Regions from separate parts of the Homo sapiens genome. Here region 2 is linked to region 1. Evidence: chromatin loops called from intact Hi-C (ENCODE). Cell type or tissue: left lung. All regions are shown on one strand.

What was found. Hi-C counts contacts between places; a loop is a spot of excess contacts. Peaks named below come from ENCODE experiments on the same cell type or tissue, not always from the same donor. Only the 100,000 strongest peaks of a DNase experiment are listed, where the experiment ranks them.
Region 2: a loop joins it to region 1, with 2.9 times the contacts of the local background. A loop is called at or near these places in 16 of 110 quality-filtered maps.

The regions. Positions count from the first base shown.
Region 1 is chr1:88,970,114-88,978,113 of GRCh38, reverse strand. The region is part of intron 2 of KYAT3 (kynurenine aminotransferase 3); the gene reads left to right. Among named protein-coding and RNA genes, the nearest start is that of KYAT3, 19 kb to the left of the region's middle. In left lung, a CTCF peak has its summit at 4,415 (motif pointing left); no DNase peak of the experiment used is centred here.
Region 2 is chr1:89,361,247-89,369,246 of GRCh38, reverse strand. It overlaps GBP6 (guanylate binding protein family member 6), which reads right to left and starts at 5,188. Exons shown (of 11, transcript NM_198460.3): 1 at 5,120-5,188; 2 at 506-718. The coding sequence starts at 695. In left lung, no CTCF peak of the experiment used is centred here; no DNase peak of the experiment used is centred here; H3K27ac peaks cover 1,064 bases.

The sequences.
Region 1 (8,000 bases):
TACATGTGTATATTATATACATATATACATATGTGTATATATTATATACATACATATCTATATACAATAGAGTTATGCTTCACTTAAAAACTGGGATACATTCTGTGATCATAGAGTGCACTTACACAAACCTAGATGGTATATAGCCTGCTACACACCTAGGCTATATGGCATAGACTATTGCTCCTAGGCTACAAATCTATACAGCATGTTACTGTACTTAATACTACAGGCAACTGTAACATAATGGTATTTGCATATCTAAACATAGAAAAGGTACAGTAAAAATGCAGTGAGATAAGAAAATGGTACACCTGTGTAGAGCACTTTCCATGAATAGAGCTTGCAGGATTGCTCTGGGTGGGTCAGTGAGTGAGTAGAGTGAATGTGAAGGCCTAGGACATTACTGTACACTACTATAGACTTTATGAACATTGTATACTTATGCTATACTAAATTTATTAAAACTTTTTTCTGCCAAGTGCAGTGGCTCACGCCTATAATGCCAGCACTTTGGGAGGCTGAGGCAGGTGGATCACCTGAGGTCAGGAGTTCAAAACCAGCCTGGCCAACATGGTGAAACCTCGTCTCTACTAAAAGTACAAAAATAAAGGAAGGGCACAGTGGCTCACGCCTATAATCCCAGCACTTTGGGAGGCCGAGTAGGGCAGATCGCCTGAGGTCAGGAGTTCGAGACCAGCCTGGCCAACATGGTGAAACCCCATCTCTATTAAAAATACAAAAATTAGCTGGGCATAGTGGCAGGTGCCTGTAATCCCAGCTACTCGGGAAGCTGAGACAGGAGAATCACTTGAACCCGGGAGGTGGAGGTTGCAATGAGCCAAGATTGCGCCGTTGCATTCCAACCTGGGCAACAAGAGCGAAACGTCGTCTCAAAAAAATAAAAATCAATTTTTTTTTAAATACAAAATTTAGCTGGGCATGGTGGCACGTGCCTGTAGTCCCAGCTACTCAGGAAGCTGAGGCAGGAGAATCGCTTGAACCCGGGAGGCAGAGGTTGTGGTAAGCCGAGATCGTGCCACTGCTCTCTAGCCTGGGCAACGAAGTGAGACTCCGTCTCAAAAAAACAAAACAGAACAGAACCTTTCTTCTTCAATAATAAATTGAAGACAATTCACCTACTGTAACTTTTTACCTTATAAACTTTTTAAATGTTTAATCTTTGACTCTTCTATAACACTTAACACACAAACTATACAAAATATTTAAAAATATTTTATGTCATTCTATAAATTTTTTCTATTTTTAGTAATTTTCTTTTTTTACTTTTTTGTGTTAAAAACTAAGACACATACGTTAGCCTAGACCTACCGATGAACTGGATCATCAGTATCACTGTGTTCTACCTCCACGTCTTGTCCCACTGGAAGGTCTTCAGGGACAATAACATGCATGGAGCTGTCATCTGCTATGATAACAATGTCTTCTTCCAGAATGTCCTGAAGGACATGCCTGAGGCTGTTTTATAGTCAACTTTTTTTTAATAAGTAAGGGTACACTCTAAAATAACAATAAAAGGTATGGTATAGTAAATACATAAACCAGTAACATAGTTGCTTGTTATCATATCAAGTACTATGTACTGTACATAATTGTATGTTCTAGACTTTTATATGACTGGCACTGCAATAGGTTTATACCAGCATCACCACAAACACGTGACTAATGCATCATGCCACAATGTTACAACAGCTACAATGGCTCCACTAGGCAAGTAGGAACTGTTTTTTTTTTTTGAGATGGAGTCTACCTCTGTTACCCAGGCTGGGGTGCAGTGGCGTGATCTCGGCTTACTGCAACCTCTGCCTCCCGGGTGCAAGCAATTCTCCTGCCTCAGCCTCCGGAGTAGCTGGGACTACAGGCGCATGCCACCACACCCGGCTAATTTTTGTATTTTTATTAGAGACAGGGTTTCACCATATTGGCCAGGCTGGTCTCGAACTCCTGACCTTGTGATCCGCCTGCCTCAGCCTCCCAAAGTGCTGGGATTACAGGCGTGAGCCACTGCACCTGGCTGCAAGTAGAAATTTTTACCTCCATATACTCTTTTTTTTTTCTTGAGATGGAGTCTCGCTCTGTCACCCAGGCTGGAATGCAGTGGCATGATCCCGGCTCACTGCAACCTCCACCTCCTGGGTCAGACGATTCTCCTGCCACTGCTTCCTGAGTAGCTGGGACTACAGGCACTTGCCACCACGCTTAGCTCATTTTTGTATTTTTAGTAGAGACGGGGTTTTACCATGTTGGCCAGGATGGTCTTGAACTCCTGACCTCAGGTGGTCCACCCACCCCAGCCTCCCAAAGTGCTGAGACTACAGGCATGAGCCACCATGCTCGGCCTGCTCCATATAGTCTTATGGGACTACCGTCATATATGCAATCTGTCATTGACCAAAACGTGTTTATGCAGCACATGACTCTGTGTTGTATATATAATGTAAAGCTTCAATAAAAGTAAATCAAAAGTTAAATGTGTTTAGTTTGATAGAACCAGATGACTATAATATTGAGGATATTATCCTTCTTGTGATAATTAGTTTTGTTACAATACAGCACTCACCTTCCACGTGAAACTTTAAAATGCAGGGGAAAAGAGCAGAGACCATATAATTAAAATGCACAGTAGAAACACTGAAATGTGGGGCTGGGCGCTGTGGCTCATGCCTGTAATCCCAGCACTTTGGGAGGCCAAGGTGGGCAGATCACGAGGTCAGGAGATCAAGACCATCCTGGCTAACGTGGTGAAACCCAGTCTCTCCTAAAAATACAAAAAATTAGCCAGGCATGGTGGCACGTGCCGGTAGTCCTGTGTCCGGAATTTATTCCTTCCTGTGGGTTCTTGGTCTCGCTCGCTTCAAGAATGAAGCCACAGACCCTTGTGGTGAGTGTTACAGCTCTTAAAGATGGTGTGTCTGGAGTTTGTTCCTTCAGATGTGTCCAGAGTTTCTTCCTTCCAGTGGGTTCGTGGTCTCGCTGACTTCAAGAATGAAGCCACAGACCCTCGGGTTAATGTTACAGCTCTTAAAGGTGGTGCGGACCCAAAGAGTGAGCAGCAGCAAGATTTATTATGAAGTGTGAAAAGAACAAAGCTTCCACACCACGGAAGGGGACCCGGACAGGTTGCCCCTGCTGGCTCACGTGGCCGGCCTTTATTCCCTTATTTGGCCCTGCCCACATCCTGCTGATTGGTCCATTTTACAGAGCACCGATTGGTCCATTTTACAGAGTGCTGATTGGTCCATTTTACAGAGTGCTAATTGGTGTGTTTACAATCCTTTAGCTAGACACAGAGTGCTGATTTGGTGCGTTTACAATCCTTTAGCAAGACCCAGAGCGCTGATTGGTGCATTTTTACTGAATGCTGATTGGTGCATTTACAATCCTTTAGCTAGACACAGAGCGCTGATTGGTGCATTTATAATCCTCTAGCTAGACAGAAAAGTTCTCCAAGTCCCCACTCGACCCAGGAAGTCCACCTGGCTTCATCTCTCAGTCCCAGGCTGAGGCAGGGGAATCGCTTGAACCCAAGAGGCAGAGGTTGCAGTGAGCCGAGATCATGCCACTGCACTACGGCCTGGCCAACAGCAAGACTCTGTCTCAAAAAAAAAAAAAAAAAAAAAAAAGAGAGAGACACCAAAATGCATTGCAAGACAACAAGACACTGAAATAACATGCCCAGCAACAGGGGAATGAATGAGTAAAATATGGCACAAAAACAACCAAAAACATACGTTGTAATTAAAAGTGAAATTTTTATGACTCAGAAAATTCATAAAATACTTAAGATACAGTACTTTGTTAAGAGACAATTAAAAATATTTTTAAATGACACATGATTGCAACTACAAATCCCCACTTCATAGATCTAAAAGACAGTAACATTTGGGCCCTCCAGCATCCAGGCCCCCCATGAAAAGGGTGCCCACTTCTGCTCTTTCCTGGTCCCGAAGTGTGGTATCCATCTGTTTCCCAAGCCTGGTTCTGTTTTCACCTCTCCATCCATGAGCTTTGCATTTCCTATTTCTGGCCTTTTCTTGCAGTTATTATTATTGTTACTAATATTAAACTTTTTGGCTGTGACCTTGACTTCTCTGGATGAAGACTTGATTCACAGCCCATACTACACAGATATCCACAGCCTCAATTCTCCCAGCTTCAGCCCATCATTTAGGAAGACTTTTTCTGTACCTGTCCCATCTCACCTGCCTCAGATCTTATGGGAAGAGTCCTAAAAATATATACAATTGAAACTTTGATGGACTAGGGTCTTAAGATCATGGGTTCAACATACAGTATTAGTTTTTTTCGATCTGTCCAAACTTTTTTAAAGACTTAATCTTTTCCTTATCTTTGTCAAGCTTGCCACCTGGTGGTGAATTTCTAGAACTTCATTGTTCTAGAAATTAGCCTCAAGTGAGCATAAGTAAGGTTAAAAGATGCTACCTTTGATTTCACTAGCAGTTTTGCGTTAATAACATGGAAGTATAGGCCTTTAATCACCCTGGTAGCCAAAGTCATATCACAGGGTTAGCTGATCCAGAAGTTATACAAGCCTTATAGACATTCCCTTACTTGCCTGGGACTCATGCCCTGATTCCCCGTAGGATTCTAGGTTGATTTTAATTACCTGATACTGGATCTGCTCTGGGAAGTAGTTCTTACTTAGACAGTGAGCATTTGCATCTACTGCAGAATCTTGGTGACTCCGAACATTGTATAGTGTCTTGTAAACTTTCACCAGTGTGTTAGTTCCCTCAGGTTGCCTTAACAAAGTACTACAAACTAGGTGGCTTACTAAATAACAGCAGTTTATTCCCTCATTGTTTGGGAGGCTAAAAGTCTGAGATAAGTATCAGCATGGCCAGTTCCTTCTGAGAGCTGTGAATAAGATTGTTCTATACCCCACCCCCACTATCATCTGGTGATTGCCTGGAAATCTCTGCATTCCTTGGCTGGTAGGAGCATCACCTTAGTCTGTGCCTTCATCTTCACACAGGGTCTATGTATATGTCCAGATCTCACCTTTTTATAAGACCACCAGTCATATTGGATTAGGGTTCACGCTAATGACCTCATCTTAACTAATTACATCTGCAGTAACCCTATATCCACATAAGATTACATCCGGAGGAACTGGGAGTTAGGACTTCAACATATGAAACTAAGGGGGGCATGGTCCAACCCATAGCAACCACGTATCTCATTATACCTCCAGACTTCATTTCCACCATGTTTTTCACAATTATTTGCTGCTGTTCCCTGCTGGACAGTTACATTTCCTTGCCCCACTGATGTGAAGCTTAGCTGTGAAATTGCTCTGCCCAATAAAATATGAAAAGAAGTGATGTGTGCACATCCTAACAGAACCTTTTAAGAGCCTCTTCCCTCTGCCATGAAACAGGCAGTGTTCCAGGTGAAGGCTGTTTCATCAGCCTATGTCTCAGAATGACAGTGACACAGACCAGGGCAGCAGCTGAACCTCAGTGGATATGTAGTATGAACAAGAAAACCTTTATGATTTTAGGCCACCAAGACTTTGGGGTCATTTATCACTGAAGCATAAACGAACTTTAGCTGACTGATAGAGCTAACTGACACCATAAGTTCACCCTGTAATGTGAGTGAGGTTTTTTTAAAAAAATTCATTCATCAGATAATTATTTGAAACTATGTGCTAGGCATAACTATATGTTGGACACTGTGATGGTGTCACCTTGGCTATGCCCTGGTACCCAGATATTTGCCAAACATCAGTCTAGGTATTGCTGTGAAGGTGTATTTTAGATGAGATTAACGTTTAAATCAGTAGGCTTTCAGTAAAGCCAATTACCATCCATAATATGGGTGGGCCTCATTCAGTGGAAAACCTTAAGAGGAAAAGACTGAGGTCCTCAAGGAAGAGGGAGTTCTTCTGACTCCAGTTGCAGCATCCGTTCTTCCCTGAGTCTCCAACCTGCTCTGCAGATTTCAGATTTGCCAGCCCTCACAAACACATAAGCCAGTTCCTTAAAATAAATGTATGTATAGCTCACATTTATTTCAATGTTTCATATTAGAAGTGTTTCATTCTTTATTTAGAAGTATAGTAGTGATTTTGTGACCAGAAATATGCTGTAGAAACTGAACTCTTATTTATCTCAATTAGCCTATGGTAAAATTGGTCATGCTGTATATCATTTTGCTTAAAGCTGCAGTTTCCAAGAACCTATATGACACTTTTAAGTGATGACTTGCTGTACTGCATTTAATAGAAGCACATAGGAGAAGCACCTGACCCTGACTCGTAGAACCAAAGAAGGCTTTTGGGAGGGAATGAAGTCGAATTTGAGAACTGCACTTGGCAAGTGGAATAGGAGTTAGCCAAGTGCAAGGAAGGGTGGTGGGGACCAGGAATTGGACTGAGTAGAGAACATGCACTCTCAACAAGGGCATGATCTCCCCCAGGAGAAGAAAATGGGTGCTTGGCAGACAAGATAAATCTTAGCTATCACACTGTTTTGTCACCATCCAAAGCTCAATCCTATGTGACAAAATTGTATTCCTCTTAATATTTAATTGAGGGGAGGGAAGATGACTAGGAAAGAATTTCTAAGAAGGTCTCCTTAGGTGGGCAATAATAAAAAAAAACATTGAGAAACATTGGTATAGAAAGAGCATTTGGGCATAGGAAAGATCACACATGAAACTACTGAAATGAGAGAGAACATAGACTATTTGAAAAATTAGAATGGGTGTGGCATAGAATTGGGAGGGAAGAGGAAGCAGGAAGAACAATGAGAGAAGAGGCCAGTCTAGAAACAAATTTTAAAGAAAATTAAACCTGAAAGTGCATTTCAACCTCAATTATCTAAATAATTTAAAGTTGGATTTTGTGTCTAAATTATCTACAGCACATCAAACTCACTTTTTTATGTATAAATCATCCTTTGTGTTTGTGGTCTCTACTGAATGAATTAAGCTTTAAACATTGTGTTAGAGATAGACAAGAGCATTTGTTAAGATAGATATTTCAACCTATCATGCTAGAACTTGGTAGTTGTACAACTGTTGTCTCTAGAATGGCATCATGTTCAGGTGGGTAATTATAATGCTATTCCAGCAAGCTTTTTAACCTCTGGAGAATTTTCATGTGATTTACTTCACTGGAGTTTCAAAGACAAAATATGACACTAAAAAAGGTATTTTTCTTGGTCCCATTATTTAGAATAGAATGAGAACAATGGTCTATTTAATAACCATTATCGTTATCTTCCCAGATTGAATTAAAATTACATTAATATTCCATTAGAAAATTCTCTGCAAAAATGCTGTCAATCATTTTTTTATTTCTACCAGCTTGTTAACAATGAACTCAAAGCTAATTCAATACTTTTGGGAGATAGTATAAAACTCAATTTTAGAATCTAAAGAACTAAAAAATTGTATGCTATGTGATAATTTTAATTCCTATTTTTCTACTACAGCCTTAGCTTGCTTGGTATTAGTAGGCTTATCCTAAATTTATAATATACTTTTAAGAGGCAGCATTCTAGTAATATTTTTAGAAGGTCTTATTATATAAAACACAGTATAAAATTATATAATAGTTCTGAGTATGGATTCTGGAGTCAGACTGTCTGGGTTCAGATCCTGAGTTGAACCTGTTTGGGTTTAAATGTTACTAGCTTTCATAAACTTGAGCAGATGTGAAAAGTTGTGTGATCTTAACCTCTCCGTACCTCTGTACCTCATAGTTCTAACTATGTAATAGAACTACTACATATTTTTGTAAACATACAGTAATAATGAGTTCATTATGTAAAGCACTTAGAACAGTACCTAGGACATACTCAGTACTCAATAATGTTAGCAATAATTATGGAACCCCTTACTGAGTAGCTTTAAAACCATTTGTTGAGTCTTTCCTGTATGTCATACAAGGAACTTACTTGTGAAACTCTTAGTACATCTTACCTAAAATGATGTTCAGAGCATGGCTT
Region 2 (8,000 bases), 390 kb before region 1:
AAGAGTGGGTTGAAGAAAGACACGAGAAGGAAAAAACTCAAAAAGGGAAATTGAGATCTTTTTTTGCATTGAAAAGTGATTAAAAACTAAAACAAACACAAAAACAAAACAGAAGTTGGTGGCCACATGGGATGTGGAATTCAGGAAGCGTTTTCAAGATTACATAGATTAAAACATCTTTGTATGTTGATGGGAATATTACATGAGGAAAGCAAAATATGTTATAAGACAAAGGAGACACAATTACAGGAGCCCAGGACTTGAATACACAAGGGAAGGTAGGATTCTGGGCACTAGTAATGTAGAGTTTCCTTAATGGGAATGAGGGAAAAAATATGAGAATGGATTATCGTAAGGTAGTGGTTTGGTGGTAAGAATTGGAATGAGAAGGTTGGTTTATTGAAAGGAATTGGAGTCTACCTTCATGTGCTCTGGGGTAGAGAATCAAGAAGCTGAGATATAGCTGGAATCAAGCAACTGGCCTGTGTCCCAGGATACCACTTACCATGATTCTGTCCTGCCAGATGGTTCATCAAGTAGGATTTCCCTGTACGGTACAGTCCTACAATGGCCACCACCACCACTGGCTGAGAAATCTTTTCAAGAATCTGTATAGCTTGCTGGTTCACCAATAGCTGCTCATTGTTATTTTCCACCAGGCAAACGGGGGCCAACATTTTGGGTCCAGATTCCATGGCAACTGCCAACCTAGAAGAGCCTCCCAGTAGAAATAACGTTACATTGTCATTCTCTGTCTCAGTGTTTCCCAAGCACCCATCAACATAGGACTAATGAGACTTCTGTGTTTCTACTGGACAACATGTAATCTAGCATTAGCTGACTGCACAAGGCTTCTTTTATCACTCTCCCAAGTCTGTAATGATATTAAGTGATGAAACATGGAACATTATCTTCTTTAAAGTTTTACTTCAGTAGTACTATTAAAATCCAAGTAATTGTTACCATAATAGGGGGCCCACTAATACTCCAAGTCCTGTGATGCATGCCTTAAGTATCCAACCCCACTGACACAAAAATCTGCAAGTTGTAGATTATTATAGCCACAAATACACAAATGATATCACGAGTCTTACAAAGGATGAATGCAGAAATCATAGAACCCGGCTTACAAACCTGGACAATTGATTAAAATAGCAGGCTAGGAAGTTCTAAGTCTTTCTCTCCTTGGAGACATCACAAAACAACTTTAAAAAAATGGCTAAAATGATCTTATAGGAGCTCTGGAAAACAGTCATAAGTCTATAGCAACCAGGCAAATGTCCAATATTTTTAAAAGGCATATTCAAAATGGTAGGCGATTTCATGGCATTTTGTTTGCCAGTTCTGCCCACTCCACTCAGTGACATAGTCTTAGTTTGGAGGAGGTGGTTTTTCACTTCCCAGTTCTCTCCCTTGAAGTGGAGGGAGCAAAGAAGACCTTATTTGTAACACACTAACCTGACTGGGAGCTACCTGTTCTGGTTTCTGTTCTGCCTACCTTGGATTTCTGGTATGTCATACACAATGATTTCTTGTGTATGATATCAAAACCACTGGAAACAAGTGAAAAAAATTAGATACACCACACTTCATCATAATTAAAAACTTTTGTGCATCAAAGAACACTATCAACAGAGTAAAAAGGCAATCTATGGAAAGGGAGAAAATATTTGCAAATCATGTTTCTGATAGAACACATAAAGAACTCCTAAAACTCAATAGCAACAATAGCCAAAAATAAAAATTCAAAAATGGATAGAGTAGACTAGACGTTTATCCAAAGAAGAAATGGCCAATAAGCACATGAAAACATGCTCAACATCATTAATCACTAGGTAAATGAAAATCAAAACTACAATGAGGTACATGTTAGACCCACCCATTAGGACTGTTATTTTTTTTAAAAAGCCCAAAACTTCAAAACTGAAAACAGGTGTTAGCTAGGATGTTGAGGATTTGGAACCTGTGTGCACTGTTCATGGAATGCAAACTGGTACTGTCACTATGAAAACAGTATGATGGTCCCTTGGAAAACCAAACATACAATTAACATTTGATCAAGCTATTCTACTTCTACATATACACTCCAAAAAATTAAAGGCAGGGACTCACACAGATATTTGTACATCAATGTTTATGGCAGCATTATGCACAATAGCCAAAAGATGAAAACAGCTCAAATGACTCTAAACAGATGAATAGATGAACAAAATGTTGTATATACCTACAATCAGCTATTATTCAGCCATAAAAATGTAGGAAATTATGACACATGCTACAACATGGATCACCTTGAAGACATTATGCCAAGTGAAATATGCCAGGCGCAAAAGAACAAATATTGTATGAGGTACTAGAATAATCAGATACATTGAGACAGAAAGTAGAAGTGTAGCTACCATGGGCTGGGGGAGGAGGGAATGCAGAATCATTGTTTAAAGGTAGAGAGTCTCAGTTTACAATGATGAAGTTCTGGAGATAGCTGCACAACTAATGTCACCGAAGTATTTTCTTAATTAGTAAAATAGTAATTTTATTATGTATATTTTACCAACAAAAAAGAGAGTAAAAGACAAAAGCCTGGATAATCGGGCAACCTATTCCTCTGTGTTATGCTACTGCAACCACTTATCTGTCAAAATAACCTACCTCAAAGACAGTGGTTATGCTATAAGGTTTTTGATCGACAACCTGCAGTAACTTTTTAATGATCATCATATACTGAAACTTGTTCTCTAATGCATCAGTGTGACCTTATATGTTTGTCTTTTATCTACAGGTTTGGAAGAGTGATGGGAATAGAAGGGAGAAGGGAAAGGATCCACTATGGGATGAGAAAACTCTAGAGAATACAGGCTATCTTTCCAAAAGGGAAGCAGGAGAATGTCCAGAATCTAAAGAATTCAAGTACAGGCTGAAATACGTAGCCTAGAAGGGTCAGGTTCTCTGCAATTTACTCCCACAGACAAGAATAAGAAAAAGAATAAGAATAACAATACATATAATATTGCATATTATTTATGGAGATAAATTATAGATATCTAGAGAGAGAGAGAAATTATGTACATACATATTAATAGATAAGTTAGAGAGATTTCTTTTTGAGAGATAAAGTCAATGTCACTTTTGGGTGAATCGAGGTGAAAGGCATATGGGATTTAATTGTAATATTTTTAGAGGTGAAGTTTAATTCCATAAATTTAGTATTGAAAGTACAATTATTCTGTAGGTCTCCTGGCACATTTTTATTGCCATTATATTAAAATGGTTTTCTATGATACCTGTATTTCCTTATAATTAGAAAAATGTAAACATAATATTGTCTTCAAATGCCTCAAATACTCAGTTTAGAATTGATATGTCAGACACTCAAGATGCATCTAATGCCACCAAAAATACCAGCTCTATCATTCACTACTTATGTGGCCTTGACCAAGGAGGTCAAGCTAGCTGAGCCTGTTAATTATAGGGGTCTGTGAGTTAAATCATACATCCAACCTGGAGGGTGTTTTGATAATAAAACGAGACATTATAAGTTTATATCTTTGCATAGCATGCACCACACAATAGGATTTCAGTAAATGTTGAATTAAATGGAGGTTACTACAATAATTACAATAACAATTGGTCCATTAGATTATATATTTCAACAAAATATACAAACTATAAGTTACTAAGAAACAAAAACTACAAATAAATTTTTCACGGAAGCAAAACTGTAAAGTTCAAGCACGCTGTTGCTGTACAACCTGCTCTTGTCTGATTCTTCACTGAGGGGAGTAAGGAAAATGGAGATCAAACACGAGGTCCTGATTTCCACAGTGAAATGCATTGTAATGTGATGTGTAACGTGTTCATCACATTACAGTGACTGCAACTGTACAGTCCCTTCTTTAAAGTGAACAATAAAGGCAGCTCTAGGAAGATGTGGCTGCTCCTGCAAACAACTTTATATAAACCAGGTCTCTGGTTTCTTAGCTGTGTGGGAACCACAGACCTTTTAACTTCTACTAAATGAAATACAGCTGTTCAATCCTATTCAGGACTGGTTTTCACACTCTGATGTACATAAGAATCACCTGATCACTCTGATGATAGTTTCTTTTGCTGTGCAGAAGCTCTTTAATTAGATCCCATTCTCAGCAAACTAACACAGGAACAGAAAACCAAAAACTGCGTGTTCTAACTGGTAAGTGGGAGTTGAACAATGAGAACATGTGGACACGGGCGGCGGGGGGTTGGCGCTGGGGGTGGGGGTGGGAAACTCACACACTGGGGCCTGTCAGTGGGTGGAGGGCAAGGGGAGGGAGAGCATTAGGACAAATACCTAATGCATGCGGGGCTTAAAACCTAGATGACGGATTGATAGGTGCAGCAAACCACCATGGGACATGGTGGTTTTTAAAAAAATCTTTTTTATTTTAAACATAGTGTCTATTCTTCATCTTTTTTTTTTTTAAAGAATCAACTGAGAGGATTGTTCAAACCCAGATTCCCAGGCCTAAGTATCCATCTGTTTAGCAAGAGCTACAAGAGACTCTGATGTTCCTATGGGAAACTAACACCCCCCTCCTCCCCCACCCCCTCCCCACACACACATACACACACACACACACACACGCACACACAGAGTTTGGACTATATAATTATTTTTAAGTAATAAAGACCAGTGATGTGGGGCCTAAGTTTATTTCTACATAGAGATTTATAGAGCTCTTATTCTGAAGCTTTCCTAAGTGTGACCACTAGAAAGATAGACAAGAAACTCTCCCTTCCGGTATAATTGCCTGGAAGCTCCTTGTTCTCTGCATTCTGGGGCTTGCCGCAGGACCTGAGAGAGATAGCCAGGCAGGCGCCCACCAGGGCTCATTCCAGGCCACTCACTGCTGTCCTGAGTTGATGATCAGGGAACAGCACATCCAGGGGGACGCGGCGTGCCCGGCTGTCACTGGTTCAAGTGGAGAAGCTGAGCTTCCCCAGAACTAAAGCCAGCCACAGACTCCTGCAGGCCAGGCAGCAGGCACCCTGCCCTTCCTGCCCATTCCTCAGTTACCACTCTGAATCAGAAACCAAGTCTTGAGTTAGGAACTAAGTTGCATTTAAAAGAAAGTGAACATACCTGCTCTATAGCACCGCAGGTCCAAGAACAGTTTTCAGTTGCCTCACTCACCTCTTGTTTTCTTTCCTCCTTTTACTTTTCTGTTCTTTCCTTTATAAAAGGAAAAAAAAGCTGAGTAAGCTAGTTGTTTCCACAAATGGGATGGTGCAGTAAAAATAAACTTGGAAGTAAAATTAATCCATGCTTTTAATAAAGTGTTAGCAGAGCCATGCCTGAATCATCCGATGTGAGTTTGAGGATGGGTGTTGGGTGCAGGGGTGGGAGGAGGTCAGAAAAAGCCACAGATACTGCACAGTCACACCTTAGCAAGCACAATCCTGCCAGCTTTCTTTTGTCTTTCCCATCTTAGAAGGCTTCACAGGCTTTCTTCTTGATACCGTTCCCAGGTGGCTTTAGTTTCCTAGGCACACAAGAAAAACAGGAAATCTACAGTAGTCACATAAGCAAAGCCTTAGAAACCAAGAATATTTTAAGCATTTTTCTCTTAGTGGGAATTCTTGAGTTCTGGGGTCTTTTGTTAGTGAAGAACTTTTGATATTTTAAATGTGTTCACACATGCACACACACACACAGAAGAGAGAGAGAGAAAGAGAGAGAGCTAAAGATATTACTGGTTTAAAAAAAGAATGAACCATGTCTTTTACAGCAACATGGATGGAACTGGAGTTCATTATCTTAGGTGAAACAACTCAGAAACCGAAAGTCAAATACCACATTCTTACTCATAAGTGGAAGCTAAAAAATCTGCATACATGGACATAGAAGGTGGAATGTGCAGTGCATAACAGTGTACAAGCTCCTATGAGAATCTAATGCTGCTGCTGATCTGACAGGAGGCAGGTCTCAGGCCTTAGTGCTCTCTCCCTACTCACCTCCTGTGTGGCCCAGTTTCTAACAGACCATGCTCTGGGGGTTTGGGACCCTTGATGTGGACTATTTATCCAACAACCCACAGTTTCCATTGGTTGAGTCTTATCCCCAGGGACTTTAACTATTTTGAATTCACAAGCTGCCCTTGGGCAAAATAGACACCCTTTCACAGCTTGGAGAAACATCTGAGTGAGAAAAGGAGAAAGACTCTCTACAGAGGACATAGCAGCATGCTGGGACTGTCTACCATGGCTGCACTGCTAAATGGATTTGAGAACAGAAGCAAGTGGCAGAATGAGCAGACATGAGTTTTGGCAATAACTTAGGCTGAGGATTTGGGGAGTGTGGTAGACTAATCTGAATACTCTATTCAGACAAAGACTTGTGTTAAAAATGTAAAATTCTGGGCCAGGTGCGGTGGCTCACTCCTGTAATCCCAGCACTTTGGGAGGCCGAGGCGGGCGGATCACGAGGTCAGGAGATCAAGACCATCCTGGCTAACAGGGGGAAACCCTGTCTCTCTCTACTAGAAATACAAAAAAATTAGCCGGGTGTGGTGGCGGGCACCTGTAGTCCCAGCTCCTCAGGAGACTGAGGCAGGAGAATGGTGTGAACCTGGGAGGCAGAGCTTGCAGTGAGCCGAGATTGTGCCACTGCACTCCAGCCTGGGCGACAGAGCGAGACTCCATCTCAAAAAAAAAGGAAAATTCTGGATTCAAAAATGTTTAATATTTTCAAAAGCAATATTAAAAATTGACTAATTTGTCATGAATGATCTTAAAGACCAAATTCCAAGGGAAGGTGAACGCCCAAAGAGTTAAGTGGAGTATTGAAGCTGTTTTTTTTCTAATAGCATTTGCCAACCAAGGGAATGTGACCTTCAGTTTGGAAGGCATTTATGAAGAGGCCAAAAGTCAAAGACCAGAGCTTGTCTAAAGTAAAGAGTCTAGTAGGAGGCCTCCTTTAGATGTTATAAGACTAAACCAGTGATTCTTAATACTTGCTGCACATAAACATCAATTGAGGTTCTCCTTAAAAACTTGAGCTCTGATCCATCACCAGAGACTCTGATTTAGTAAGTCTAGAGTTGAGGGTGAGTGTGAGTGTTTTTTTAAAGCCTCGCCCCACCTCCAGGTGGTTCCAATTGCAGTCAAGGAGGCAAAGAACTGGAGTAAATGTCGAGAGCAACTGTGAACTAGAACTAGCAGGGCAAGCAGGTTTAGGACTGGCTAGCTGGAATAATTTCAGTGGGCTCTGGGGCAGAGGGATTGTTCTTACTTTTGATATTTGGCCTTTCGGTGAGTAGGGCAGATGGATAGTGGCCCAGAGAATGAGAGCCAACAGAGAAAGTGGCGGGGTGTGGGCTCCAGGTTGGTTGGTTTGCATATGAAAGGCACACTTGCAGGAGAATCCTGTAGTATCTCTAAGAACTGGCAAGCCCAGGGAGGGTCAGTCTCTCCAGGATCAGCAAAGCCCCAAGATGTCTAAAGCTTTAGATAGGGAAACTAGAAAATGTGTTAATTATGGGGTTGCATATATTGGATGGTCCATGAAGTCAAGCCAGGAGCTTAGCACAAAACACCCAGAATAGTCAAAGTGACCTGAGAATGAAGAACAAAGCTGGAGGCATCACACTTACTGATTTCAAAATGTATAACAAATCTACAGTAATTAAGACAGTATGGAACTGGCATAAAAATAGACACATAGATGAATGAAACAGAATAGAGAGCTCAGAAATAAAATACAATATTTTGAAAATATATTGAAAAGGTTCTCAACATTACTAATAATCAGAGAAATGCAAATCAAAACAATAGTGATATATCACCTCCTACCTGTTAGGATGGCTATTACAAAAAAATAGATGAGCATTGATAAGGATATAGAGAAACCGGAATCCTTTTACACTGTTGAGAATGTGAAATGGTGAGGCAACGCTGCAAAACAGTATGGAGGTTTCCCAAAAAATTACCTACTACATGATCCAGCAATACCACTACTAGGAATA